Regions from separate parts of the Mus musculus genome. Here all the other regions are linked to region 1. The links are chromatin loops, found by intact Hi-C in ENCODE. Cell type or tissue: left cerebral cortex. All regions are shown on one strand.

Evidence for each region. Peaks named below come from ENCODE experiments on the same cell type or tissue, not always from the same donor. Only the 100,000 strongest peaks of a DNase experiment are listed, where the experiment ranks them.
Region 2: it touches region 1 in a loop (3-fold over the local background); 2 of 42 quality-filtered maps call a loop at or near these places.
Region 3: it touches region 1 in a loop (4-fold over the local background); 2 of 42 quality-filtered maps call a loop at or near these places.
Region 4: a loop joins it to region 1, with 3 times the contacts of the local background. A loop is called at or near these places in 3 of 42 quality-filtered maps.
Region 5: a loop joins it to region 1, with 2.4 times the contacts of the local background. A loop is called at or near these places in 2 of 42 quality-filtered maps.
Region 6: it touches region 1 in a loop (2.5-fold over the local background); 7 of 42 quality-filtered maps call a loop at or near these places.
Region 7: a loop joins it to region 1, with 2.7 times the contacts of the local background. A loop is called at or near these places in 5 of 42 quality-filtered maps.

What each region holds. Positions count from the first base shown.
Region 1 is chr5:57,717,736-57,721,735 of GRCm38, reverse strand. It overlaps Pcdh7 (protocadherin 7), which reads right to left and starts at 3,655. Exons shown (of 3, transcript NM_001122758.2): 1 at 1-3,655. The coding sequence starts at 2,631. It overlaps 4932441J04Rik (RIKEN cDNA 4932441J04 gene), which reads left to right and starts at 3,817. Exons shown (of 5, transcript NR_015588.2): 1 at 3,817-3,890. In left cerebral cortex, a CTCF peak has its summit at 2,015; DNase peaks (open chromatin) are centred at 2,370, 2,678, 2,991, 3,716 and 5 more places; H3K4me3 peaks cover 4,000 bases; H3K27ac peaks cover 3,738 bases.
Region 2 is chr5:58,174,208-58,178,207 of GRCm38, reverse strand. No RefSeq gene overlaps it. Among named protein-coding and RNA genes, the nearest start is that of Gm22536, 240 kb to the left of the region's middle. In left cerebral cortex, no CTCF peak of the experiment used is centred here; DNase peaks (open chromatin) are centred at 350 and 2,476.
Region 3 is chr5:58,116,226-58,120,225 of GRCm38, reverse strand. All of the region lies in intron 2 of Pcdh7 (protocadherin 7), which reads right to left. Among named protein-coding and RNA genes, the nearest start is that of Gm22536, 300 kb to the left of the region's middle. In left cerebral cortex, no CTCF peak of the experiment used is centred here; a DNase peak (open chromatin) is centred at 2,112.
Region 4 is chr5:58,038,055-58,042,054 of GRCm38, reverse strand. The region is part of intron 2 of Pcdh7 (protocadherin 7); the gene reads right to left. Among named protein-coding and RNA genes, the nearest start is that of Pcdh7, 320 kb to the right of the region's middle. In left cerebral cortex, a CTCF peak has its summit at 1,982 (motif pointing left); a DNase peak (open chromatin) is centred at 556.
Region 5 is chr5:57,839,821-57,843,820 of GRCm38, reverse strand. The region is part of intron 1 of Pcdh7 (protocadherin 7); the gene reads right to left. Among named protein-coding and RNA genes, the nearest start is that of Pcdh7, 120 kb to the right of the region's middle. In left cerebral cortex, no CTCF peak of the experiment used is centred here; a DNase peak (open chromatin) is centred at 1,932; H3K27ac peaks cover 286 bases.
Region 6 is chr5:58,086,318-58,090,317 of GRCm38, reverse strand. All of the region lies in intron 2 of Pcdh7 (protocadherin 7), which reads right to left. Among named protein-coding and RNA genes, the nearest start is that of Gm22536, 330 kb to the left of the region's middle. In left cerebral cortex, a CTCF peak has its summit at 1,999 (motif pointing left); no DNase peak of the experiment used is centred here.
Region 7 is chr5:57,868,957-57,872,956 of GRCm38, reverse strand. The region is part of intron 1 of Pcdh7 (protocadherin 7); the gene reads right to left. Among named protein-coding and RNA genes, the nearest start is that of Pcdh7, 150 kb to the right of the region's middle. In left cerebral cortex, no CTCF peak of the experiment used is centred here; DNase peaks (open chromatin) are centred at 1,167 and 2,279; H3K27ac peaks cover 351 bases.

The sequences.
Region 1 (4,000 bases):
TCTCTGTTTGCTAATTTCATAGCTTGGGTCACCAGCTATATCCTGGGTGAGTGGGGTATGCAAACTTCGGACTATCTGAGAGTCAATTACAGTTGCATTGGAAACACTTTCATTGACAAATACATGCACCAAAGTCGTAGTGGACTGGGAAGGCTGGCCACTGTCATTCACTTGCACAACCAGCCTGTGCAAGCCATAATGCTTCTGGGTGAGTTTCCCCACTAAGGAAACCACACCACTGGTGGAATCAATCTCAAACAGCTTGAAAGGATTCCCTCCCACAATGCTGTAGTTCAAGTCCGCATTGATGCCATCATCACTGTCTGTCGCTAACACTGTAGCTACTACTGTCCTGACATTACTTGAAGGTGGCAGCAACGTGTAGGAAATGTTTCTGGGAAGGGTAACTGTGGGAGCGTTGTCATTTTCATCCATCACAAAGAGAGAGACTGTGGCTGTGGCCGACCTGGGAGGATCTCCCCCATCCACAGCCTTCACTCTGAAAGTGTACGTAGTCTGATGTTCCCTGTCAAAAGACATTGTGGAGTAAATGGTCCCTGTGTCATTTTCAATAGAAAAAATGTTACTGTTCTCCTCTATGTACAGGCTCATCTCTGCATTCCGTCCCTTGTCAGCATCCATCACGGTGACCATCCCCACAGGGCTGTTGGGTTGTAAGTTTTCCTTCACATAAAAGGTAAAGACATCTTGCATAAACTTAGGGTCGTTGTCGTTTTTATCAGCCACCTGTACAATCACCGTGGTGCTGCCTTGCAGCACTGGGATGCCTTTGTCTTTGGCATTAACTTTAAACTCATACCTGTCAGTCTGCTCCCGGTCCAGTACTGTATTGACCAGGATGTCTCCAGAATCGGGATCGATGGCAAAAGTCCCCATCACTGAGGAGTCCAGTGAATAGGCGATCTCTGCATTCTTCCCGCTGTCAGCATCTGTCGCCAGCACTGTGGCTACCCTCTCCCCGGGAATGTTGTTCTCTGGAAAGTAAACCTCAACCACAGACTGGCCAAAGACAGGAGGGTTGTCATTAGTGTCTCCCACCTTGACCACCAAGGAATTGTTGCTGGAGAGGCTGGGACTGCCAGAGTCCACAGCTACTATGACCACGTTGAACTCCCGGGTGGTCTCATAGTCTAGTGGGGCTGATGTGTGCAGGAAGTACTTTTTCTTGTTTTGATCGCCTTCTGTGTCGCTGGCTGGCTTAAGCTGGAAAGGAACGTCTCCCACTACGGTACAGGTGACTACCCCGTTCTCGCCTTGGTCACGGTCGGACACCTGAACCAGGGCGATGGGGGTGTCCACCAGGACATCTTCGGCTACGTTGGCCACCCCGTCCTTAAGTGGGATGCGCCCTATCTTGCGAATTTCGATGGAGGGAACGTTGTCGTTCTCGTCTTTGATGTTGAGGACTACGGTGGCCTTATCAGTCTTGGGGGGCTGCCCGCGGTCACGGGCCATTACTGTGAATCTCAACTGGTTCACTTCCTCGCGGTCGATCCGGTGTAAGACACTGAGCCAGCCCGACGTTTCATCCAGGCGCAGTAGCCGTCTTACCGACTCGGTGGCAGCCCCAAATACATACTCGATCTGTCCATTGACCCCTACATCCAAATCGGTGGCGCGCAACTGTAGGATGGGGGTGCCCGGAGCGCTGTTCTCAGCCAGGTCAGCCTCATACACGCTCTTCTCGAAGCGGGGGCTGTTGTCATTCACGTCGGTGATGAGCACCCGCAAGATGGCCTGCGAAGACCGAGGTGGGTCGCCCCCATCGCGCACTCGGAGGGTCAGCTCATAGGAATCTCTCTGCTCCCGGTCCAGCGCCCCCTTCACGATCAGCTGCGGTTGTTTCTCGCCGTCTGGAGTGTCTGCCACCTGAAGCTCAAACACACTGCTTCGGCCACTAGGACTCGTCCCGCCGCCACCCTCAGGCGCGTCCAGCCGCCGCTTGGAGCCTCCAGAGCCGCCGCCGCTCGCGCTGTTCCCGCCGCCCCCTGGGTAGGGGGCGCTGTCCGCCGGCCCCAAGCGCCTTCCCTCGCCGCTGCCGCCGCCACCCCCGGGCTCCTGGAGCAGCTCGTAGCGTTCGATGCCATTGCGACCAAAGTCACGATCGGTGGCCGTGGGCAGCAGGTAGAGCGTGCCTACAGGCCGGTTCTCCTCCACCGTGAGCGTGAGCACCGGCGACGGGAAGGTGGGCGTGTTATCGTTGATGTCCAGCACGATGACCCGACCCTCAAACAGGTCCACCCAGCTCTGTGAGGGCCCTATCACCGACACCTCGAAGTCCAGGAAACATTCGTTCTCGTCGAAGATCATCTGACATTGGGGCAGCTTTTCTCGGTCGATGCGCCGCTCACTGGTGCTCAGCTCGCCGGTGAGGTTGTCAATCTTCAGATACTCAGAACCAGACTCAAGGCTGAAAGTCACCTCGCCGGAGCCGGTCACGATGCCCAGGTCCGAGGCCACATTGCCGATCCGCACGTCGGCGGGGCCCTCCTCGGCCAGCCGGTACCGGAGCAGCTGCTTGGCGGCGGCCAGGCTGAAGCAGAGCGGCAGAAGGAGACAACAGCCCAAGCACCAGCCGCGCGCCCATCCCGTGGTCCGCATCCTCAGCATCTTCTCTTGCTGCTGCTGCTACTGCTCCTTCTAACCACAACCCCCCTCGGCACCCCCCTCCTCCGGGGCTGGCCGCCTGCCCTCCCCTCGGTCCTCCTCTCCGGGAAAGGAAGAAACGAGAGGGAGGGGAGGGAGGGGGCCAGAGTAGCGCGTAGAGTCGGCCGATGGGAGGGGGGCAGCTAGAGATGCTTCTTTTTTTCTCCTCCTGCTTCTTCCGAAAGTTATTGTTTCATAATTCATGCAATGGGTGCTAATCGCCCGCTCGCCGGCCACCGTTTACTCGCAGTACTCACAGTTCACGGGACACTGCGCGCCACGGGCTCGGTGCCCCCACAAAGTCATCCCCGCAGTGGGAAGATACTGAGATCCAGTCTCCAAGCCCTGGGAAGGGGCCGGAACCGCTTCTGCAAGAGGGCGGCGGAGCCTGGTAGCGGACTAGAACAAACCTGCAGCCTTCCCCGCCTGACAGCAGCGTTAGTCCTTACTGCTACTCGAGTTAAGTCCAATTCACGTTCCAGCTACTCACTCTAGACCCAGGCTCTGTTTAGGCTCCCGAGGTCCAGACAAACCTGAACCGCTTCCTGCTTCAGGCTCTGGGGCGAGCAACAAGCCAGTCTTAACTCTGACTCCTCTTAAGCAGCCGGGAAGCCACTCAACATATCTTGAATGAAAAATTCCACGGCAGGTCGCTTCGGGCAAGGTGCAGCGAAAAGACGCCTCGCGTCACAGCTCGGTCCGCGACCGGGTGCTCCCGGCGCGCCAAAGAGCAGCCCGAGCCATCTTCAGAGACGCCCAGAGTCGGTCGCTTCTCACCCCGAAGAGCTCCGGTTTCTCTTTTTTTCTTAACAACTCTGCGCAAGGTCATTAGTCACGAAGCCGCCGCCTGAAACCGCAGCAACCATTCGCCCGCGGGGGCGAGAGCCGAACCGTGCGCACCGCGCGGTGCCCAAGTTTGGATTCTCAGCCGCAGAGTCCGTGCCTTCCCTCACCTGCATTCGGCCCGCGTGTTGGAGCAGTGGGATCTGCAGCGCTGTGCGCGATTCAGGGAGGAGATTGCAGCCTCTCTCTCTCTCCCCGCTCTCTCTCGATCCCTCCCCTCCCTCCCTCCTTCTCTTTCTCTCCTCCCTCCTCTTCTCTCTCCTCCCTCCTCTCCTTTCCCCTTTCCCCCCCTCTCTCACTCTCTCCAGCACAGTCTCTCAGCTTCTTCCAGTCTCAATGCGGGGAACTCGAGCTGAACTTGATCCCTTTGCAGTTCAAAGGTGAGCAAGCCTGGCTCCGTGCATCCGCGCGACACTGGCCCGGTGAAAGCTCACGACCGGGCACTCCTAACGGCAATTAACAAAGATGCCCAATTCTGTCCGGATTTCCA
Region 2 (4,000 bases), 460 kb before region 1:
CCCTAGTGCACTTGTTTGCAAACTGCTGAATTTCTAGATAACTCCCACCATGTTTGAGGACTATTTTTGATACTGTGGATCTGGTGCTGAAATGCCTCTAAAGACTCAACACTTCTTTTTCTTTTTCTTTTTTTTTCTTCTCTCTTTTTTTAAATTTCTTTCTCTTTTTTTTTCCTTTCCGTTTTGCTCACAGCATGACACACACAGTAGAAACAAGAAGATGCCTGACTAGCAATTTCTTATTTTGTACAGTAATTTGTTGTGTTGAACCTAGACCTCTCTGTTTCCTGCCTACAAAACAGTAAAGAGCAACGCAGTGAAATGCAAATTAATATGAAACCCAAATACTCTACTTAACAGCTTTCAACATAGTAGACTCAATTGCCAAAAAGAACAGAAAGCGAAGCTTCGCTGTGCCGTTAATTATGCTTTTCTTGCCTGCCAGGAACACTTTTGCCATTACCTAGAAACTGTAAAGAATTGTTTTATTTCATCCAGAAAATTCTGGGTAATTTAATTACTGTTTATTTCTGTTTTAACCTCATCTGCTTTGGTTTACATAAAATTCAGCAACTTAAGCAAATACTTTTTTTAATGGCTCTGTTCAGATACACAGTAGACTAAAGTCTGCTTAGTGCCTTCAGTAGCATCTACCTAAGTGAAAGCAAGGATTGACTCTTCTCTTATGGCAATGGGCATCAAGTAAGAGAGCATCCAGTTTTCTGTTCATTGTATTATTAGGAATAGCCTTTTGCATACCCAACTATATAAATTTATACTAGTAAAATTTGAGTATAATGTAAATAGAACACATGTATGTGTGGGAAATCAATATTGCAGATAATTGAGCTAGTTGTATAATGTACTATGTATACCCTGAGCAAATATTAGGAAAATATGAACATTTATATTCAGAGGCTAAACTTCCCAGTTATTTTCATCCTAGGTGTGATATTAAAAGTCTTCTTTGTTTACTTCAGAGTCCTTCTTTGGAAGAAAACTTAAATTAAAAATTATAATAATAAAGTGGGAGATATTATTATTAACTTTTATTCATTTAATTTTATTCTATCATCAGATGCTTAAAAACCAAATCATATATTTTTAAATGATTTGGATAATTTTCCCATATCAATCAAAATAGTTTGTAAAATCACTTTTATTATTGTATTTTTTAATCAGATTACATAGGGTATGAATTATTAGGATAATCACCATTTCTATCATACTTCATTTTCACACAGAAGAACAGAATAATACTTTTTAGTCACCAAGATCATGAAAACAGGATCATAGCATGGTCATAAATTCCGTAGCTGCCTTCAACCTTCATGGTGACTGCCTAAAACTCAGTTGAATCTAGCCCAAGTATTCAATTACAATTGGCTATCTGATAAATCTCCACTTTACTTTTCAATATGAGAACACATGCTGTCCTTTATATATACTAAAGTGGCATTACTGACCTACCATCTGCCTTGAGAAATTTTTCGTGTTAGGAGAATGGATTTTCACTGATCCATATACACCTGGCTCCTTTAGTAACAAAGAGCATGCATTTTGGACACAGCAGGTCATAGTTAGGGGCATGCTGGGTGGTTATGGAACAGGACACCGTTACCTGGCTCCCTACAGGACCTGAACCTTGGCATCATTAGGAGTCTGCTGTAATGTGCTGAACGCAATAGTCACTAACAAGCCTATTGAAAACCCCTAGCATGTGCTTAGCTGTCCACAGTGAATGCACCCTTTTTAAATTCTAGCTATCATAGATTTTTCCATGACAAAATATTAAACTTGCGTTTGTACTTTCTCCTTTTAGAAATGATTTAAGTCTGAAGCTGCATGAATGGTTAATGCTTGTTCCAGAAGTCATAGTTTTTTGTTTGTTTGTTTGTTTTAATGAAAAATCCTCTTTCTCTGCATAGGAAAATTTCCCTCTGAGTTCTTGGTCAAGGAGCCACCAGAAGCTCCTAAAACAATAGAGACACTTGCTTAAGACACTACATGCTTTGGATCTAGAAAGTAGATATTTAAAGATGGAATTCAGCTGTCAGTTTTTTCCCACTAGCTAGCATTCAGAGGGTGAAAGGCAGTACAGACTGCTACATGAAAATAAGCATCAAAATCTTACTCAGCAGTGAACCCTGAATTCTACAATAGTAACCTTTTAGGCATAATAGTAACATGATTGTTCAGGAGGTAACCAATTACTTTTTTATCAGAATTTAAGCCTCTCTAAGAGAAACCTAGTCAACATCCTCCCACTGGAGATGTCACAAGACTAATAGGAGCTTACGGTAGATGCCATGGTAAATAGAAGGATGGACAACTGCCTTCTGAGTATTTACATTTATACCATTAGTCCAGTGCTTCTCTCAGTCTTGTTCAGAGAAACTTATTTTTCTCAGTGAACAGATGGCTAACTCAGAACTGAGAATTAGTAGCTCTTGCATGCTCAGATCTAAATTGGACATTGACGTCACCTTTACTAAGGCCCAGTGAACATCATGGAAGCGGGGACTGAAGAAATCTGAGAGTTAGAGGATGGTAAAAAGTACCAGTGTCATTTGGCATGGTCATTGTAGCCATGGCTGCTTGAGTAAGACCTGCATACTCCAAAGCAAACCTGCAAGTAGAAGAACCACCTGGGAGGGACAGAGTGCTCAGCAGCAGGGGGAATCAAAGAAAAGAGGGCACAGAGGGGTGAATGTGATCACATTGCATTGTAGACATGTACGGAACTGCCAAAACTTAAATGTTAAAAAAAATAAATACAATGTACAAGTTTCCTAAGAGATAGCTCTGGCCTTTTGTCTTTTAGATCATTCAAAATATTTTGTGTTCTCTCTGATTTTCTGTGAAGACTCTGGCACTCAGAGTAAGTCTCTACGAACACTAAAATTGGTTTTGGTCTTTACAGTCTGCTCTTGTTTTCCCTATCAGAAGATGACTGTGGTAAAGCACATGTCCTCAGCCCACACAGTGGAAATTGATGCAAATACATTTGGTTTCTCCATACTCAGAGAGGCCCCAGTGGTTTGTCCACACTCAGACACACTACTAAGCACAGTTGGATGTATTTTTCCCAAGTCAAAGGCTGTCAACCTCTACCTTTTCTTTTCTTTCTCTTCAGCTTCCTGTCACCCATTCCTCAGCCTGTGGAAACATCCAAAAGTTTTTTTTTTTTTTTTTTCTGTGACATCCTGTTGAATTTCTTTTAGGGGAGTCTCCTTTTCGTGCTTAGGTTTTCAGTGGGATTTGGGGAAAATAATTAAAAGACTGCTGGAGACAGAGGCATGCACTGGGCTCTGGGGCTGACTCTGCTGGAGACAGAGGCATGCACTGGGCTCTGGGGCTGACTCTGCTGGAGACAGAGGCATGCACTGGGCTCTGGGGCTGACTCTGCTGGAGACAGAGGCATGCACTGGGCTCTGGGGCTGACTCTGCTGGAGACAGAGGCATGCACTGAGCTCTGGGGCTGACTCTGCTGGAGACAGAGGCATGCACTGGGCTCTGGGGCTGACTCTGCTGGAGACAGAGGCATGCACTGGGCTCTGGGGCTGACTCTGCTGGAGACAGAGGCATGCACTGGGCTCTGGGGCTGACTCTGAAGCAGAGTGGTATTTCCTTGTTTCTTTCTCTCTCTGAAAAGATTGGGCCTGGAGCCAGGAGCCTTTTTCACTCTGCTTCAGATCAACTGAATAGTGGGCACCACACCCTCAGACACAGGGAATTCTTCCCTTTGTAGCTCTCTCTGCCCAGTCATTTCTAACTGCTTGATGAATTCCCTGCTTCCCATAAGTACAATTTACTTCTCCCAGAACTATATCCAAGGCTTTAAAACTGTTGACAGCCATCAGACTGCATATGTACAGATTTCCAACTGCAAAAATGATGTCTGAAATGTATACCATGTAATCTAATGGGAGAACTACGGAAACATTTAGGATACATAGCACATGGTTTTATTGTAATATTTTAAAATCTAATAACATAC
Region 3 (4,000 bases), 400 kb before region 1:
AACAACAACTCCTGCAATATGAAGCTCTACTACATATATAGGCACTGCAAAAGTGCGATTTTTGTCAAATACTGAGTCAAGTTTATTTGGCATTACGTGTAGGGTTGAGTAGAAGAGTAGTGAGCAAAGCATTAGAGATGTCTCATAGTTGTTTTTCCTCCCCTACAAACACTTTTAGCAGAAGTGTAAAATAAATCATCATAAAGGTTAAGTTACATCAAGAATTGAATTGTCATGTAGTAAGATTAGTTTTGGACAAGGGCAAATCCAGGAATTTGAACTTATTCAATTAATTGAATTTTTAAAGTAGCAAAATCCATGCTATTGATTCATTTTCCTTTTCAATAGAGAGATCTTGAAAAACTATAAAATTATGATAATTGACATGAGTATTTTTCATGTGCCTTCTCAATCTCTTTGCTTTTTTGGGTTGCTCATTGGACTGTTTCTCAAAACACACAGAGCAGCTTCTCTGGCTAGAAATTCCCCTGTAAAAACAAGCTCTTTGTGAGTGATTCCATTAGTGGTCTTGATTGAAGAGGCAGACAAAGACTTAAACCTCTGAGAAAGGTTTCCAGTAAGCATCAAGTTCAGAAGTACTGTGAAGAGATTAGAGTTCTGAGACTTTGGGTAGGCCCTGAGAAAACAAACGTTCATGGGGAGAATTTTAAAACACTACAGGATGCTGCTTCACAACTACGGTCAATAGGTTGATCAGTTGACACTGCAAATGGCAATCATGATTAAGAGCAAGAATGTTGAAGAGCTCAGCGTGCACAGCCAGGACATAAAAGGGAAAGGGAGGAAATGACCTCTGCTGACCAGCTAACAAGACTCAGTGAGCAGAGAAAGGTAGGGCTGAAAATCAATGAAGCAGCTCTGGATGTGTTTGCACTGTTGATTGCTGTTTCTCTTTGAAATGTTTGCTTTTATTTACTTCCTATTTATTTGGGGAGTGTTAAAACAGCACTGATGGACCTTCTGGAGGCCTACAAAGAGCAAAATAAATAAATAAATAAATAAATAAATAAATAAATAAGCCAGTTCTGGGCACACTCTAATGTCTGCAGTCCACCCTGCTAAGCTGTGTGGGTTTACTGCAACCTTCAGGACACATGTCTTCTGGCAGTCTTTCTGTGGTAGGAAGAATTACACCATCCAAACATGCTGACATGGAAATCCCTGGAACATATGAGCAGGTCAAGTAACATAATGAATGGAAAACAAGGTCCTCCCCCAAACCCCTGCAAAAAAAAAAAAAAAGAACAAAAAAAGCTTAAAATTGTGAGTAGGGAGGCTTAAAGATACAAAATTATTTGTGGAACATCTAAGCACTCATTATAACCACAAGGGGGGCATTGAGAAAAGGTAGGAGGCAGAAGAAAAGCTAATATCAGAATAAAATGAAATGGAAAAGAGTCTACCTGCCACTGTTGTCACTGAAGAGAGGAGCTAGTTAGGGCTACAGAGCCACCATGTGGGAAAGCTCTAGCATCTAACAAAGACATGGAAATAATTTCTTTGAGACTCCAGAGAAAGAAAAAACATGGATTTCAGCCTTCTAACATTTGTGCAAGGTTTTTGACCTATTTAGTTCTATTCAAACTGATTTTAAAAGTTTTAAGACCCAAACTTTTTGGTAAATTTCATAGCAGCTGTAGGCACTAGGTACATATTACTATTTCTCAGAGAAAAGACAGACTGCTCATATTTTACTCACTGGATGAAATAGAGGGGGAAAACTTACTCTTATTACACAGTTCATGAATCATGTGACATTAAATTTCAAGTATCTAGTTGAAAATCTTAAAACTTTCAACTTTGCTATGGTATTTTCAAAGGACCAGTCAACATTTTCCAATTTCATTTTGTCCAATAAGACACAAGCAACTAACTTTTCAAGGGTAAACCTGAAGGCTTCTCTTTCCTAACACTTCAGTTATATTTGTCTGTAGGATTCTTAGCAATGATAGCTAAGCTATTCTAAAATTAGGTAGCATGAGTCTCAAAATTAGAAAAAAATAAAACTCACATTGCCTCTAAGCTGTAGAGAGGCAGGCACTGTGGCCCAGTACTTGTGACATTTATAGAACGTGTGCAACTTTGGGATCATTTAGGAACAATAATTAGAGTATGACTCTCTCTACGTTTTAACACCTCTTTCATAGCTTCATTATAAATTCCAGACTCTGCACAGATGGCCCTACTGGGTCTTGGTTATGACGTCCTCTGTACTCTTGATCTCTTTCCCTTCATTTGTGTTCTCCTTTGCCCCTCACCAAGCACATCCACTAATGTCATCTCTATGAATCCTGTGTCCTTTCAGAACTGAATGGCATTAGTATGTTGTTTATTCATTTCCTAACTAATGTCCATCTTTTACAAAGCATTAAAATATCAAGCCTTGGTGTATAGCTCAGTTGTAAAATACTTTATTACCCTATACACAGCTAGGTTCTGTCCTCTGCATCACACACACACATGCACACACACACACACACACACACACACACACAGAGAGAGAGAGAGAGAGAGAGAGAGAGAGAGAGAGAGAGAGAGAGAGTTAGAGTGAGACAGACAGGGAGAGAGACAGAGACACAGAGAGAGACAGAGAGGCAGAGAGACAGAGACAGACAGAGAGACAGAGGCAGAGACACAGAGAGAAAACAAAAGAGACAGAAAAAGAGAGACAGAGAGAATAGAAAGACCATATGCAACAGAATATTTAGAATATTGAATATTTTAAAATAAATTGTTTGCCATTAAATGCCTTTTAATACAATCTAATTCAATTTTAATATGGACATGATGGTACCTGCATTTGAAATTTTACTTTTAGCCATTATTTAAAATTGTACTTCAGAGGCTAGTTTTTTCATTAAAAAATAACTCAGACAACTCTAAGTGCAAGAGTCATTTTTTTACATGCTCTATAAACATTTTAGAAAGTCTACTGTAAATACAGTTCTTATCTTGGGACATTCTGAATTGGTAACTAATACTAATTACAATTTTCTAGCATTAGGTGTAATTGTGATGAGATTTCACATATCCCACTGAAGTCCACTGATAAATTTTGATTTACTTAAGTGAGCCAAATAACTACAGAGTCTTTAGAAAGGGAGAACTTACTGTGACTCCTTAAAGTCATCTAGACAGTAAAATGGAGGTCACATTTCAAATTGTCTAATTGCACTCCCTTTCTGATGCCTAAGTATTAATCCGTCACAATGTCAAATTATATACATTTGGACTCCTTTGGCAAAACTTGTCTGTGCTTAACACTCTCATAAGTATAAAAAATTCAAGAGTGCAATTAGCATGTCATCTCTCCTGCAGATGATTTAAGAAAAGCATGAATCAGAGTTTAATAGTCAACAGAATTTCCTAGAAAATCATGGCAAAATTGTGGTACTGCAACAATTCAAAGACTGTACAGTGGGGCTAGCAGACAGTGACAATCAACTATTCATCTCCACCATCTGCTGTGCATGCTTTTATTTAAGTCTTTTTTATGTTTGTGTGCATTTTTGCTTTTGCCAATGTTTTCAGTTTTGAGTTTGCCAGCAGTTGGCCTCACATAAGAAAATAGGTTTCATGGTGTAAACAGATTTTCCTGTGTGTACAGTGATTTTGTTTCCCTGGCTATTCTGCAGCACTTAAGCAAAGAAGACAGGCAGAGGAGTTCATTTTCATAAGTTTTAGTAGATTGGCCAATGTATCTCTTGCAAGTCAAACAAATCAATTGTATAAGGAAGAGCAACAATAGCAAAGGAGAAAGCTAAAAGGATTGCAACAATGTAACACTCACCAAAGCATCTGCTTTGCAAGGTTTCCCTTAAGTATCCCACTACAAATTCACACGCACTGGATTAACCATTGGCTTGTACTCTGAGTACTTAAGACCATCAGATAGAAATCGCTGGCGAGGTTTGCCTTTCAACCTGTCAGCCTTCATTATTCTGCAAATAAGCTGATGACCAGGGGATTTCAGTCATGT
Region 4 (4,000 bases), 320 kb before region 1:
ACAGGCCAAGTATTCTCATTGGATTCAGTCAGTAGCCCTGTACACACATACACAGAAACCTTTTAATTTTTATGTGCAAAGCCTAAGCAAAATGCATTTTCTAATAAATGACAGTATTTCTGACTCTGAGTAAGTTTCAATTAAAATAAATGGTAGCCTCAAACAAGGAATGATCAAGATGGCTTCATTACAGGTAAAGGTGTCTGACATAGTTGTCTTTGCCCTTATGGGAGACAGCCAGTATAAGAAGATCAGGACACTACAAATCACATTGGTTTCAATGTGCACAACTGATAAACTCCGGAAAAAACTCAGGAACTAAATCAGCCCCCTAATAAATCTAACATATTATCTTCATAGTCTCTCTCTTTGCCATTTCTGTATTTATCTCTCATTACTAATGAGCACAGCTTAAACCATGCATCTAGAGAAGGGTAAAATGACAATTGTCCTATGCCTATGGAGCAATAGGAATGAGATAATCAGTGGGAGGCTGGGACAGCAGCTCCCATCACAGGAAGCGTTTGTCCAGCCTGTGCAGCTGTTCATGTTCTATGGCTGGTGCCAGAAGCAAAGCCAGGGAGGCCATGATGAGCAAGTTTTGAGAATACTAGCATGAACTTTGAACTTGTAAACTGGCAATGACATCATAGCACAGTGTATAGAGAGGGTATGTCTGGTTTTGAATATTTATCCTTAACAACAGCTGAGAAAAGAAATACACATGAAGTCACTCATCAGCCTAATCTTCCAGAACATTAGAGTCCATTTCATCTGGGTTTTTTTTCCCCCAATTGTTTATTATGTTGGCCTTATGAAATCATGAAGAAAAGAAAAGTTCAACAGCTTGGAAAATGATATTATTTAAAAATAATATAAAAAACCCTAAACCTTTCAAGTTATTTTGTTACCTTAAGACCATTAAATTTTAACTACCTATGTTTATCAGAATTAATTACAAATAAGCATCATTATTTACAGAATGTTTTAGTAGCAATAGTGACCTGTTTGGCTTCTTTTGCTTTTATAACAATTATTAAACAGTGCATATGTTGGTTAAAATCCCTATGTTGCATTTATAATGGATAGGTTTTTTTGCACAGTGGAAATAGATGCTATGATTAATTTTGTCTTCCTTCTTCAATTTTATTTGCAATAGAAATGGTTTATTATACTGGAAAATAAATATCATAAGAGTAACACTGTAAAATGTCTATACTGTTATAGTTTAGAAATTTCTGCTTATCTGTGCAATGAAGGCAATCAGCACAAAATGTAATAAAACTAGGTACATGTTCACATGTACGATTCAGAAAATATATTTAAGTGGATATATTAAAAACTTTTCCTATTAAATGAAAAGAACTATACATACTTTGAAAAACTTTCAAGCATTCAACAACCTCTTAATGTAAAAAAACTACAAACTTGTTAATAAAAACAACTCCAGTGGCGGAACTTGCAAACATAAGATGAATGAAGCTAGCCTGTTTTACAAAAACCACTCTCATAATCATCACAGCAACCCAAGCATGGGAAGCCCTTTGTCCACATTCCAGTTCTCTAACTGCCAAAGCTAGTTGTCCATGGAATGCCACAAACAAGCATGGGTGTGCAAAGGGAGTGTGCAAAGTGAGATGAGCTTTGTTTTAATAGGGAAGTTGAAAGTCCATATTAAGAGGCTATCTTCTATAAGATGCTTAGGAAACAAGCCTAGACTGGACTCTTTAACCTAGCTCGGGTAACCTGTGGAATGTCAGTAATGTAAAGCTCATATAATGATATACAAGTCAGTACATGGCTGGTAACAATGAACAGACAGGGGTTGCTGCAGATAACAGCACTGTGCGAGATACAAAAGATGAAGCATTAAATTCTCAATGAAAATAGATTAAAATCTCCTTTCAAGTATTTTCAGGGGTCTTAATAAAAGAACAGAAGTGATAAAGTATATAAAACAGGTGACAGTGCCCTCTTGAGGATGCTATTGAAACCTGACACCAGCATCCCCTCAAATCCTTCTGGTAAAACTGATGTTCCTTCATGTAGCACAGGATCTCTGTGCTTCATTTTTATGATTTTTAAGAAAAAAACCTCCCATCTTATAAAAGAACTAGCAACACTGATTCTTCTAATGTTACTTTCAAGCGCAGCCTGTGGAAGTCGAACACCAGGGTTTAAGTGGAACACTCCAGGTGTTGGGAATTAGGAGACAGGTATGTTACAGTAATTGGATACACAGAGTAAATTACTGCCTGCTACTGAAGGCTTCATTCAAAAATGTGCCACTATCAGACATCTGTAAGAAACTAGAAAATCAGAAACCAAATCTGACAAAGGCCTCTAAATGCTGTCATCATTTGGAAGAGCAGTCATCCCCTCTAGCAAACGGTGATGTCTCCTAAGTAAGCAGGGAATGGCCCGGCTTCTTGGTGAGACTTCTGGCTTATTTCCACATCCTGGAACCTCTATGCCCCTCTGTTTATTCGTGTTTGCCCTGAAAACATGCACATGCCTGTGTGCTCCTAGGCACAGATTCTGTGGACTTCCCTTTTAAACCCTGCCATTATTGAAGCTTTGCCATCACATAAATAATAATAATAATAATAATAATAATAATAATCCCTGAAAATTTTGATCTAGTCTCCAAATATTCCAAACAGAAAAGAGACACACCAAGAAAGCAGCACAAATTTTATCAGAAAGTCAGACATTTACAGATTACACCTTGGGGAATAAAATAGCTAACTAACAGATCAATCGAACAGAGAGTCAAATCGCTTTTCTTTCTTAAAGCTACAGTAGGTTCTGTGTCACCCCCTCAGCCAGGATACAGTCAGAAGGTACCTTGAGTTTACACATTCCTTCATGACTGTTTGCCTTTTGAAATGTCTCTATGGTTGTATTTCTTCTAGGACACAGAAGAATGATGAAAAGCGTAAAGGCAAAAATAGACAAAAAGTGAAAGGAAGTATTCAGGCAATTCATTCTGACCATTACTACCTAGACACCAAGCTGAGGGGAAGTGTGGGAAGACCGAAACTCCACCCCACGTACTGTGTTCATTTGTTTCAGCTAAAAGAAAAGTCACAAATACATTTCCACATTCTCCCTAAAGGATCCAAAACCCAGTGGATCTCGTAGTTATTTTCCATGCACTGTTTCCAAACTTAACTAAAAATAACCAGTTAATTATCTTCATATTCTTATAATTGTTTTTTAAGATAACAAATTATACTACTACGAATACTCACTTCTTTCGTTTGCTTTCCTGCTTAGCAGTTAGCAATAACTGTGACATGGAAGGGTGGTAGTAATTTATTGTCTTATGATTTTTCTGTCATTAATGTGTTTTTTAATCCATAAAAGGGTAAAATGGTGTCACTGACATTCTAGAATGAGGAAAGAAAAAAAAACACTAGTCAACAAAATATCAAATCAGAATCCAGGCTTTACAGATTCTCATAGGAGATCATTATATGAAAAGCCAGGAACTATAACACTTATGTAAAACAGTCATTTTTATGGGAATATCAAAACCAAGCATATATGGAGGTAGACATAAGTTGTGTCTATTTTCATGGAGTTGCATAAAATTCACAGACTATCACTTTGTCAGTCTTGAGAATGACTGAATCTCTGCGCAGCGGAAACTCTTGCCACCCTCAAATGTGGCAGCTGCTACACTCGTAAACCTCTTATTCTTTTGTTGTAGTAGCAGACACAACTATTACTTACTATTGACTTATTTAACTATGTAGACATCTTCTGTCACAGAGAGTGTCACCTTCACACAAGAGCTTTGCTTGAAGTTGTTACGTTTCTTCCCTTTTGCCCTCTCAAGATCAGATAGTTCTATTCTCTGCTCCTACCCAAATTCCTCCTCTTTCCCCTTCACTCATACCTTCACCATCTGAGAGAAGTTGTGGAAGCTTTCAGAGGTCCACTTTGTAAATCAAATGGCTCCTGGCCTCTTCCTGTACGAAGTCTGGAAGTTACT
Region 5 (4,000 bases), 120 kb before region 1:
ACACCTGTCAGTGCACACTATGAAACACAAGCTGGAGCCTACAGCAATGTAGACCTGTCAGGATGAGTCTTCCATGCTTCTTTGTCTACAAAGCTCTTTCTATAATTGAGGTCACTAGGTCACTGTGTATAGCCTTTATTTATCTGTCCCTTCAATCAGTATGGAAAATATGTGTTGCCATGTAAGTATATGATGACTAGAGCAAAGGAAAATCAGACATCTTGGGGTTTATCTTACTATATTGTAGTTCTCTCTCTCTTTTCTCTCTCTCTCTGTCTCTCTGTCTCTCTGTCTCTCTGTCTCTGTCTCTCTGTCTCTGTCTCTCTCTCTCTCTCTCTCTCCCTCTCTCTCTCTCTCTCTCTCTCTCTCTCTGTGTGTGTGTGTATGTGTGTGTGTGTGTGTGTGTGTGTGTGTGTGTGTGTGTATTCAATGATTTTGTTGGTGGTGTTGTTCTTAGAGGCATGTTGTTTCTGAGTATGTTACCCACTACACAGACTACATATAAATTACTGAAAGTAATTAGACCAGTATTTCTAATAAAGTCATTCCTCTTTCTACTATATTAAGGAGAGTTAAAATAATTTCCAAATTAGAGGCAACAGACAGCAGAAATTTTGATCCTTAGCTAGCATTTTCCATATCCTCATCTTTACACTCAACAATATGCCCCATGTCCTTGCTTTTTCTCCCACAGAAACATTGAAACTGTGGCTTCAGACTCTATACCCCTAAAAGAAGTATGTTAATGTCTGAGTACTTCTCTAGAAGTGAGGATCATAAACTGATAGTCAGAGAGATAACTCATCTGTTATTTAAAGAAACAGAATTCGCCATGGCGTTTTTGGGTGACAACAATCAATTTCTAACTATGGAATGTATATCTAGAAGATGATTGTGTTCTGCAAAACATAGGGGGATACAGAGAATCTGCGGTAAGACAATCCTGTGCTGGAACACCCTGCCATAGATTCCTTCCTCATATTTTTTAGAAGAAGTACTATTTCATATATTCCAAGTGGGCAATTGCAAGCCTGCATTTAGAGGTCAAAAATTCAAGCTACCAACGCTTTCTATCTATTTGTGCGTACTGCTTAAGGCTGAAAATGTTTCAACGAGATCACAAAATCAAATGAGCAAAACAACTATCATAGAATGTCTAGAGGGTGAAATTTTGGAAAGATTAAACTAAAATACCATATCAAGAAAGTTCCGGGGCTGCATGACATAATGTCCTTTTTAATCAGAAAGGACATAGAGCTACAGATGAACAATGGCATAAACATTTAATTCTATAACATAGAAACAATTTACCTCCTTGAACTTGTTACACTGAGATTACATTTGCAATCATTTTCCTTAGACAAACATCTTGGAAAAAAAATATCTTCCTAGGAACCCATTGTGAGGTCTTAAGGTAAAAATATACTGCTTCCTTCATTTTCTTTCTTTGTGTCTGTCACGATCTAAGATTATTATATCGAAAGTGCCAAGTTAAGCTAGAAAAATTAATGTTTCTGTCTTCAATTTAATTCTGTTGCTTTTACAGAGGACATTAGAACTATTCTAAAGTATTCTTGACAGGTGCAATATTTCAATATATGTACATCAAGATCCACTGCATTTATGTAAATCTTTTCATTCATCCCTTCAGTGTAATTTTTAGTTATCATTTCAAATGTTCAAGCACAGAGATTTCAATATCCTCAAATGGGGGATTCTCTTGCATGGCACTGGATCCCTGTACAAGAGAAATAAAATCACTGCCTCTGCAGTGAACGCAAAAGGGGGGAGGGCCAAGAAATAACATGAGAGCAACTGTATGTCCTTTTACAGCTAGGAGTTGGCTTTACACATTCCACAACTCATAAATAAACAGAAGAGTCCTGTGAACTGTATGCAGATGGCTGGGGCTACACTGGAGGCTTTTGTGATGCATTTGGTTTCTTTCCCTGTCTTGCCATCTCTTAAAATATCTACCAAGGAAAAAAAAAGTTGGCTTTACTCCACAGAAATAGGACAAGTAGGATCCTGTAACTTACAAATTGCTCCCTGCTTGCTTAGACCTTTAGAATGCTTGGAGAAATCCATTTTTCCCCTCTCATTATTGCTCACTTAAAAATATCTGCCCTCACAATGGGCAGGATAATGCTTTATGCTTTAAATATTTATTGCCTCTTTTTTTATGGATAACACAATAACGGAAGTATGGTGAGCGTAGCCAAGCTACATGGTAAGAGAGTGAAGGGAAACACAGAAGAAAAAAAAATCCCACAAACCACATGAAGGAAGAAAAGATGAGCTCAGCCACTTAGAGAAGCAAGTTTAAGGTTACTGCACTGGCATACCAAGCCCACGGGAAAGAAACAGTAGGAAGAATATGGTCTTCTCCCAGAGCAGTGCAGAAACAAGACCCCAAAGTCAAGTGGAAATGCTCGGACTGGCATTTCTTTTTTATATCCCTACCTGATTCTGCCAGGGAAATCCTGATAGGCTGGCAAAGAAATAGATATATATTGTATATATATATGCGCACACACACACTGAAATCGGAAATGCATACCTGTATTTACCATCAGTTGACCGTTTCAAACCATTTTTAAGTATACTTATTCTTTCCGAGGTGTTCTTTCTGTCTCTCTGTCTCTGTCTTCCTCTGTCTCCCTTTGTCTCTGTCTCCCTGTCACTGTCTTCCCTCCTCCTTTCTCCATCTCTCTTCTCTGCTCCCCTCCATCACTGCTATAGCAACTGCTATCTGCTTAGCTAGTCATAGTACTGCTTTTTTCAACAGCAAATGCCTAAAGGCTTTGGCAATGCAAAAAGTATTGGCATTTTTTCTGATGGATATTCAAAAATCTATATTACAATTGCTAATTCAGCATCCATGAGTCAGCAAGAGATACGCTGTGTCTTTAAAAAGGCATGAAGGTTTCCAGTCAAGCCTTTTAAAGCTTTACAAATAACATTTCAAGAGGTCTGAGAATGTGGACTAAGATAGCAGAGGGCTTTTAGTACCACACTGCTCCAGGATCCTTTGATTTTATTACTTTTGCCTTTGATGATGCTCTTTGTACTCTCCTCTGTTTTGTTTTGATGACTTTGTGGCCTAATGCACTGAAATAAGACAGCAAAGTCAAAACCTTGTAGCCCTAATGACAAAGAATAACTTAGTAGATGACCTTGAGTAAATATTACCTTTCCTCACCAGTTTCTATGGCAAAAGACATTAAAAAATAAAAGCTCCCTAGGACTATACCATCTAATGGATGGGCAAAAAGATTACTACATACTTATCTATTAGCACGATTTGAAATGATGTGTATTAGTTTCTTTGAGCTAGACTTCACTATAGGCATTAAGCATTTTTTGACTTACAGACAACATGTGCGCAAACTATAAACACTCCCATTTTACACATGAAGAATGAAGCTTGAGGTCTGTGCACTTGGCTTAAGTTAGCTAGACTGTAAGCTCCCTTCTCCTTTCTTTATGTTGTATCATCTTCTGCTAATGAATATGACAATGTAGTCACAAAATATTTAGCAATTATCATTAGCTTGTAATCGATTGAATAAGTATAAATACCATATAGGACATAACAGTTACCATGTGTAAAATCCTATCTGTAATAATATGTAATTTTATATGCACTAATATAATATGCCATATAGGATTATATATAATTATATCAAATATGTCATATGTAGTCATTGGTAATATCTATTTTAATTTCAGAGACTCCTTTATACTACTGTTTCATTCTTATATGATTTCTCAGGTCGACATCCAGTAATATGTCACTACCTAAAAACAAATACCCAAAATGTTAGAATGAAAGGAGAGGAAAAAAAAAAAAACAGAAATATCGAAAATGTGACAAAGAAAAGCCAAAAGGAAAGAAAGCTAATAAACAGAGAAAGGAAAGTGATCGTGATATTTTTTCTTACAAAGCCCCACTAGTGTTAGATGATCATATGTTTGTAACTATGGACTGTTTTGTACA
Region 6 (4,000 bases), 370 kb before region 1:
TTCACACACTGACAACTATCTAAGCTTTAAATGTTTAAAACTAACACATTTCCTTACCAAGAATAAAGAAACAATGACCTGTACTTTCTAGGATGACTTTCTTACTTACTTACTTACTTACTTACTTACTTACTAAGATGATTCTCAGATAAAAAATTTAGTTGAAATAAATTTAAGTGTAACTTTGCTGTTTTTTCTCACACAAAGGCATAAGATCCTTTTTCATATATCAATTTAGTCGTGAGCAACAAATTTGATTATTCCTAAACTATTATCTATGTTTTCCAACAATGAAATCATTTATTTTTAAAAACTCTAGATACAGTTTTAATTAAAGTATATGAAATTATAAATTTTGGTAGCATAATTATAGGCTACTGAAAGAAATTCTAAATTTGCTTTGCTTTAATTGAGAGAGTATGTGTACTTTTACCAAGTATTTTAGGCAAGGTGAAAGGAAATTCTCATTTAGATGCTTTTTATATCTCTCAATTGCTTCCTCCCCCTCTTTATTTCCAGAGTCAGTGACCCAACCTAGTATTTTCATGTAAGCTTGATCACATTTCTATTTTGGATAGGTGACTTAAAACTTAAGAAAGAGGCTATCTTGTGCATCTAAGCTAAAGCTACTCTGGGGATCAGAAATAATTCCTCCCCAAGCACCTTAACAGAAAAAAAAAAAAAAAACTTCATATATTATAAATGAATCAGGATGCAGATTATTAGAAATAATCCACTATGACATTGAATCTCAATCTGTGATTCATGACCCCTAAGAGTTGAATGACCCTTTCTTTCACAATGGTTGCCTAATATCATTGGAAAACATATATTTACAATAACAATTGTTATATTTCAGAACAATAGCAAACTTACAGTTATGAAATAGTAACAAAAAGAGTTTTATGATTGGGGGTAACTACAACATTAAAAGTTGTATTAAAAGGTTGTAGCATTGGGAAAGTAAAGAACAACTATCACATAAGTTATTTCATTATTTATTAAGGCGTTTATATGGTCGGGCAGATTTTTTCCCTATATGCTAGCTTTTACGTTACCTTCAGCCCTGTGAAGATGCTTGAGCATTTTTAACGTTCCTGTTGAACAATTTTTTAAAAATCAAGCAACAGTGTGTTGATTTATAGTCAAGAGTGAAATAATTATTTTGTAAAATCTATCAGAATAAAATGCATTGATCTAATAATCAGATATGCAAATCAGCCTACAAGTTCAACAAAATAATTTCTGAATTTTATATGGCAAGATCCCATCAGCATTTTGTATCAGTGTGTTCAGTTGTTTACAAAGGACATCATCTCTCTCTCTCTGGGGCATCTCGGTTGATTATTTCATTTCCAGAGCTTAATACACTAGTGTGCAGCCATCTGCAGGGACCCGCTTCTTTTCCCTTCAGATGGTATAGTGTTTGAGTTTCATATAAATACTGCAATAGTTTTGTCTCCCAGGTACGTGCGTTGGAAACACAGCCTATGAGACAAGTGTAAAGCAGTGAGATGTTTAAGGGGTGAGGGAGCCACGAGGGATCTGGCCTCCTGACCTAATGAAAGAACACCTTCTGTCCAGTCTGTGGACAGACTTTCTTCATCTCACTCTGGAAAGACATAGCAAGACTCTGCCTCCATCAGTTAGCCTTTCGAACTGTGAACTAAAGTGTTTCTCTTCACTACTGTAACAAGTTTCCGGTACTTTGTTATAACAGCAAGAGATGGAGACAATATCTATGAAAAACAAACAAACAAACAAAAACCAAAAACAAAAACCAAGAAAAAAAAACATTTATAGCAGTAGTCAATGATATAGTGATTCATTAAGGCAAAACAAACAAACAAACAAAAAAACCTATATACAAAACCATTTCCATAAGTTATTTTGTAAGATAAAATGAGTACAGTTGTACCCTAAGAAGCTCTTTAAAGTTGCTGCAGAGAACAGCTCTGTAGCTGTGAACAGACTCTCAGTAGTAGAGAAATGCTACATAGCCCCCTAGTGGGTGGACCCATTGAGCTCCTTTGATCCATTTGGGTCCCTCACCATTAATCATACTCCTGTTTTATACTTCAGGGTGAAAGTGAAGGTGGCACACAGGGACTCACTAGACCAAAGGAATATAATTTACCCTAGGTGTAAATGCCACCATGGGACTAATTTCTATAAACACAACTAATAGCCTAAAATAAAAAAAGAAAAATAGCATCAGAGATATCTAAAGCCACAGTTGCCACCATGAGCAAATCATAAACTATTATACAAGTCTATAATTCAGTTTGTTCTCTAACATTTGTACCTTCCCTATAGGTCAGGGTCTTTTGTCTCTGCAAAGATAAATGCGTGTACTGTTTTATTTTGTTACCTTGATGCTATACCTTTTTGTTTGGAATGACCAGTTTGGCCATCAGTACTTCAACCCAAGGATCTTATCTTTGCACATAGCAGAGAAGTTGTATGATAAATTGGTATTTGATACTAACTTCCAAATAATGGATCCCTGAAGCAAGCTGTTTTGGTCAAATGAATCACTGGGCTCAACTTGGATGCTTTTAAGGATTAAAAGGGAGATGTTCTTTGGCTGCAGGCAGTGTTTTCCAGTAGCAGCCTTCAGCTGAACCGTCCATTTTTTGTTATGTGTTCATTATCAGTGGTATCTGAATGCAGGGCAGGATTTTTGCTAAAGCTCTCCCAAGTTCCATTTGCCTCTAACAGATGCTGTGAAACTGCTCCCAGTCCCCCGGCTGGATGTGTGTGCCTTGCTGATTTGCTTCTGTTTATCAGAAATGCTTCCTGTTATCTCAGTAGGACCTGTCTGTGATTCTGCAGGATAAACCAAAACAATTTTTTAGCAACAAAATACACATCTCAACTCAAAATCCATTGTGAAGATTTTTTTCAGCCTTTATGACAGGCAACATATGTGATGTAGCTCTTCATTGATTTGTTTTTACATGTTCTTATGTAATATCTGGGTGAAAGACAGTCCATTCCCTGCTACATATGAAGCTAGAGACATGAGTCCCACCATGTGTGTTTCTTTGATTGGTGGTTTAGTCCCAGGGAGCTCTGGGGGGTACTGGTTAGTTCATATTGTTGTTCCTCCTAGGGGGCTGCAAACCCCTTCAGCTCCCTGGGTACTTCTGATATGTGGAACATTCACCCTTTTTCAATGCTAATTTCCAGAATTCTTTCCACATGCATTAATTCAAGTACTGCTTGGGACACTAGTAGACAAGAATCATCACTGTTTTAGAATGTGACAGTTGAAGAGACGTCCCCAAACACAGAGATGAAAATGAACTTGCAGTGCATGTCTTATGAAAACATGTCTACCATGAATCGTACGCAAGGATGGAAGGTAAAATATCACCTACAGATCACAGTTATCAGCTGAACTCGTAGGCTAACATGAATGACCTAACTGACATACACTAGTTCCTTTATTATATTGAATTAGCTTATTTTGTTAATTTCATGCTTTCTCACATATGATATTACTTAGTTTGTTTTGTCTTATATTGTTATCCTTTAAATAATTAGTAATTATAACTTTACTATGCTCACAGTGACAACGAGTTAGTTATAGGAGAGAACGAACATGGCATACCATAGGGTAATAATGTGTATAGTGGAGTCTCTTTAAAAAATCTTACTGAGTTTTAAGTTAAAAGATTTTTCTTCAACTAATGTATGTATAGCATGTAATATTGTATAACATACATGGAGAGATTTTACTCTAACTTGCAGTATGATTTCTATACCTTCCAAATAAACCTCTAACAGATAAATGAAGTTCCCCTGTTGCTAAGGAAATTCAAAGTTCTTTTTCCACCTAGCCACATCAAGATGGTCTTGGAGGGTATGTTTTTGATGAGCACCCAGAAACAGAAAGAAGTCTTTAAGTCATTTTCTATAGCAAGGTCTATTGTGTATCCTATTTAACAAGATGGATTCAAAAATATATTTCGCCTTTTGGCTATCACACAGGGCA
Region 7 (4,000 bases), 150 kb before region 1:
GTGGAGACAGAGAAGAACACTAAGCTAGTTATTTTGAACAATGTCCCTAAGAGGACAGATGACCATCAAGTCAATTGGGTTTATTAGTATTTGTAGACTTATAATTAAAAAGTAGTTGTCCTGCCAGACACTATGGTTCCTTGTTTTTGCTAGATTTTTGTCACAACACGGGGATGAGTATTTATCAATCCAATATTATAGTAGCAAGGTGGTCAGAGAAATATGTGATGGTATGTCTTCTGCAGGTTAGATTTGAGGATATAGTAGTAGGTCTTGTGTGTAATGGCATTACAAGATCAACAGAGTCTGAACAGTAGAAAAACTGCATGAAGCAAAACCCAAAACATATGATCCTTCCTACCTTTGCCAGCTGGTCTTCACGAGATAAAAATAAACTACTGAGTTAATCCTCTGGAATGTGGGTATGTTATATCTACCACCATTGACTAAATTATATTAACTACACCCACAAATTCAAATTTCTCACCTATTCCTAAGACTTAAAATCACCATGGGTGTTGCAGTATAAAGTAACCATAAATAATTTTTTTAAATTAATTTTTATAAATATTTTTAAATGAAGGAACCTCCCCCACACATTTACTGAAATATAAGCAATATTTGATAACAGAAAAATTCCTGAGTAAGAGCTAAATAAAACACAAAAGATGGCCGGGTGATGGTGGCACACGCCTTTAATGCCAGCACTTGGGAGGCAGAGGCAGGTTGATTTCTGAGTTCAAGGCCAGCCTGGTCTACAGAATGAGTTCCAGGAAGCCAGGGCTACAAGGAGAAACCCAGTCTCAAAAAAAAAAAGAAAAGAAAAGAAAAGAAAAGAAAAGAAAAGAAAAGAAAAGAAAAGACAAAAGATGAAGGAAATAATAACTGATATCCAAGTGGAAGTAGGAAGAGGAAAAAATAGAGTGAGAAGACACTCAGATTTGGTTACATAGAAAATGCTTACAATTGCCATGAAGTACACAGCCTGGTAACAAGATGTACTTGGAGCACCTAAATCAGAAAAGTCTGTTAAAGGGTTAGTCAATGCCCAACCAAGACTGTGCTTGAAGTATATCATTAGGTGACAGGGGAGTATAAATGAGTCACCTCACAGCTCTTCCTTCCTCAGACAATAGCTTCCAAATGACGCCAAAGTGTGATCTTCATGTAGGTGCAATAGGGAAATCAACCAAAGCTATTTTTGTTCTTCCTCAATGGAATAACACATGGAGAGAACAGTCTTTGTCAAGATAGGCTTTAAAAATACACCTCCATAGAAACCATGTATGATAAGGAGGAACATTTTCTTGTCTTGAATAAAGAAAGATGAGATGCCAAATATAAAAGCTCCCAAATAAGACATTCAGTGTTTCTCCTTTCTTTTATTTGTAATAATGTTATTCAGCCTAATTATTTTTTTCCAGTTGATGTACGCTAAGCTTCGATTTATTGGCTAAGGTCTGGACATCTTTCCTTTGACCCTGTTCACAAATTTTTTTTACGTGAAGTTCTAATGTCACTTCACAACTGTCTGCCCAGCACAGTATCATCTACTGTATCTGTGTTCTCTTGTCAACAGAAACTGGCCCTCTACCTTGTCATATTGTCATGCTACATGACAAAAAGAGATTTAAGATTCTCATGTGATTCTCCAACCTACCTAAAAAAGTGATTAGTGACATTTCTCCTTTTTTTGAGTTTTATGTGTTTTTAATTAGCTTTCATTTTACTAATGTTTTTATTGCTGTGCATGAGCTCTTTCTAAAGGTAAAGTTTCAGAAAGAAAAATATCTTTACAAAGAAGTCATCCTATACATCTGAGTGCCAGTGCTACAGACAAATACATCTGTCAACATATGGCTATGCAGATGTATTGCAACACTGGAGGGTTTGACAGCTTTACATTGGATATGCTCTTGAGTAAAAGAACAAATTGCTTTTGTTTGCTTCTTAAAACAACAAGCTTCTTCCTAGGATCAAGAATTCTCCATATTAGACCCTGGCTTTCATCACTCACACGTACATAAACATGGATTATGTTCCCCATCAGAGTGTTTATCATTTAGTTATATTGTTTAAATGCACACAAGGCACAAAAAGAATAGGAAAAAAACTGAAGCACTAGGAATTGCTATTACCCAAACAGAAATCTTTGAATATACATCATAAAATGGAAGGCACTGAAGAAACATCATCAAAGAAGCTAAATGAGAAAATATGCAATGCTTCCTCATAACTGCTTAGGAAAAGGCAAGGATAGTCAGCCAGAAACTTGAGTCAACAGCATAATGTTTAAAATTTGAGCTGTGGAATCTGACATACCATTTAAGTTTCAGCTGTGCCATTTTGTAGGAGCCTAACATGCAAATGAGCCTAAATCCATGCTTCTTCCCCTTAAAAAAATCACATTATAATAGGGATAAATAGGATGATTGTGTAAAAAAAGCCTGAAATTTTGGAAAAGCGTAGCTAAGTATAATAGCATCACAAGGAAAATATCCATAGCACCTGGTGTCATTAATTGGAGTCCTAGTGACTACTGCATGGATTTTTACTTCTGTCAGAATACATTTCTAATAAGATTGATGAAGAGTGGTGAAAATGATAGTTACTACAGGGCATGTAATGATTGATAAGAACTATTAATAAGAACTAATGTGTCCTCAAACTTGACCCCTTTCCAGGGACGCATTCTATGATGTCCTCGTATAGAAACACCAGCATGATTAACAGGCCTAAACACTTAACAAACTTCAAAAACATCATGCATATTTCAAACTCAAAAATGTGCCATCACCCCTTGATAAAGTTTATATACATTTTTTTGCATAGTTTCACAATCAAGCTGGAAATAAAATGAATGCTATGTTTCCCTCAGGTGATCCATAAATGCAAAAGGAACCGATTGGCATATTCACACTGTACAACCTGTCTTCCAGTTTGTCACAAGGAAACGGGAATTCGCTTGACTCGCCCAGCCTTCTGTGGGACCCTGTTCGAATACAGCACTCTGCAGGCCTTCGATGGATTCACCCACTTCTAGGCCACGGTTTTCCTTTCCTCCAGAGAGTGAACACCTTAGATGATGTGATTCAGGGTAAAACACACACACACACACACACACACACACACACACACAACAACAACAACAACAACAACAACAACAACAACAACAACAAAAACAAAGGAAGCAAACAAACAACAATCACAACAAACACCAAGCGACAAAGCACAAAAGACACTGGGGCACAAGCCATTCTAAGCAATGCTACAAGAGGCCATCCCATGGCTTCTTGTCAATATTTTGATATTGGTTGCTCTCAAGTACATGACAAAAGTCCCAGACTCTTAGAAACCCTACTATAAAGCTTACATATTCTCCTTCTGCTTGGAGGATATTCTTTAAAACTTGAACAGTTTTCTGGGAAGGGGCCTTTGGGAAATAGTAAATTGGCCCCTCACCTTCACCCCTACCTACTTCTACCTTCACACACAGGCTAATTTCACCTGGGACAACCAAATCAAATCAGCACTGAGAGTTCAAACCAGCAATAATTCTCAATCTGTACTTTGTGTTTCAGGGAAGCCACAGAGAGCTCTGATCCATGGACCTGTACAGAAGCCTGGGCTGACATATCAATTTGATCTCATCACCCTGAACAAACAGAATCTCGAATGCTACCCACAGAGCAACCAGCAAAGGTGTATGGAAGAATTTTTCTGTTTGTGCCCCATGAAACCTAGTTTTACTTCACACATAAGGGTGGCGTTATTTCACTTTTGATCCCCTAACAGAAGCCCAAGTCAGTGTTGTAAGGGGAAAAAAAAATCAAGAACAAAACTATAAAACAGAATGCAAACCACAGATACCCTGCCCTCGTAAGTGAGGGCCACATTCAGAAACTGTTTCTACTGGCTCTGGGTGATTTTCTCTGCCTTTCCAAGTCTGTTCTTCTGTAAATGATTGTCTTATTGCAGCTTACCATGTAAGGATTTCTCT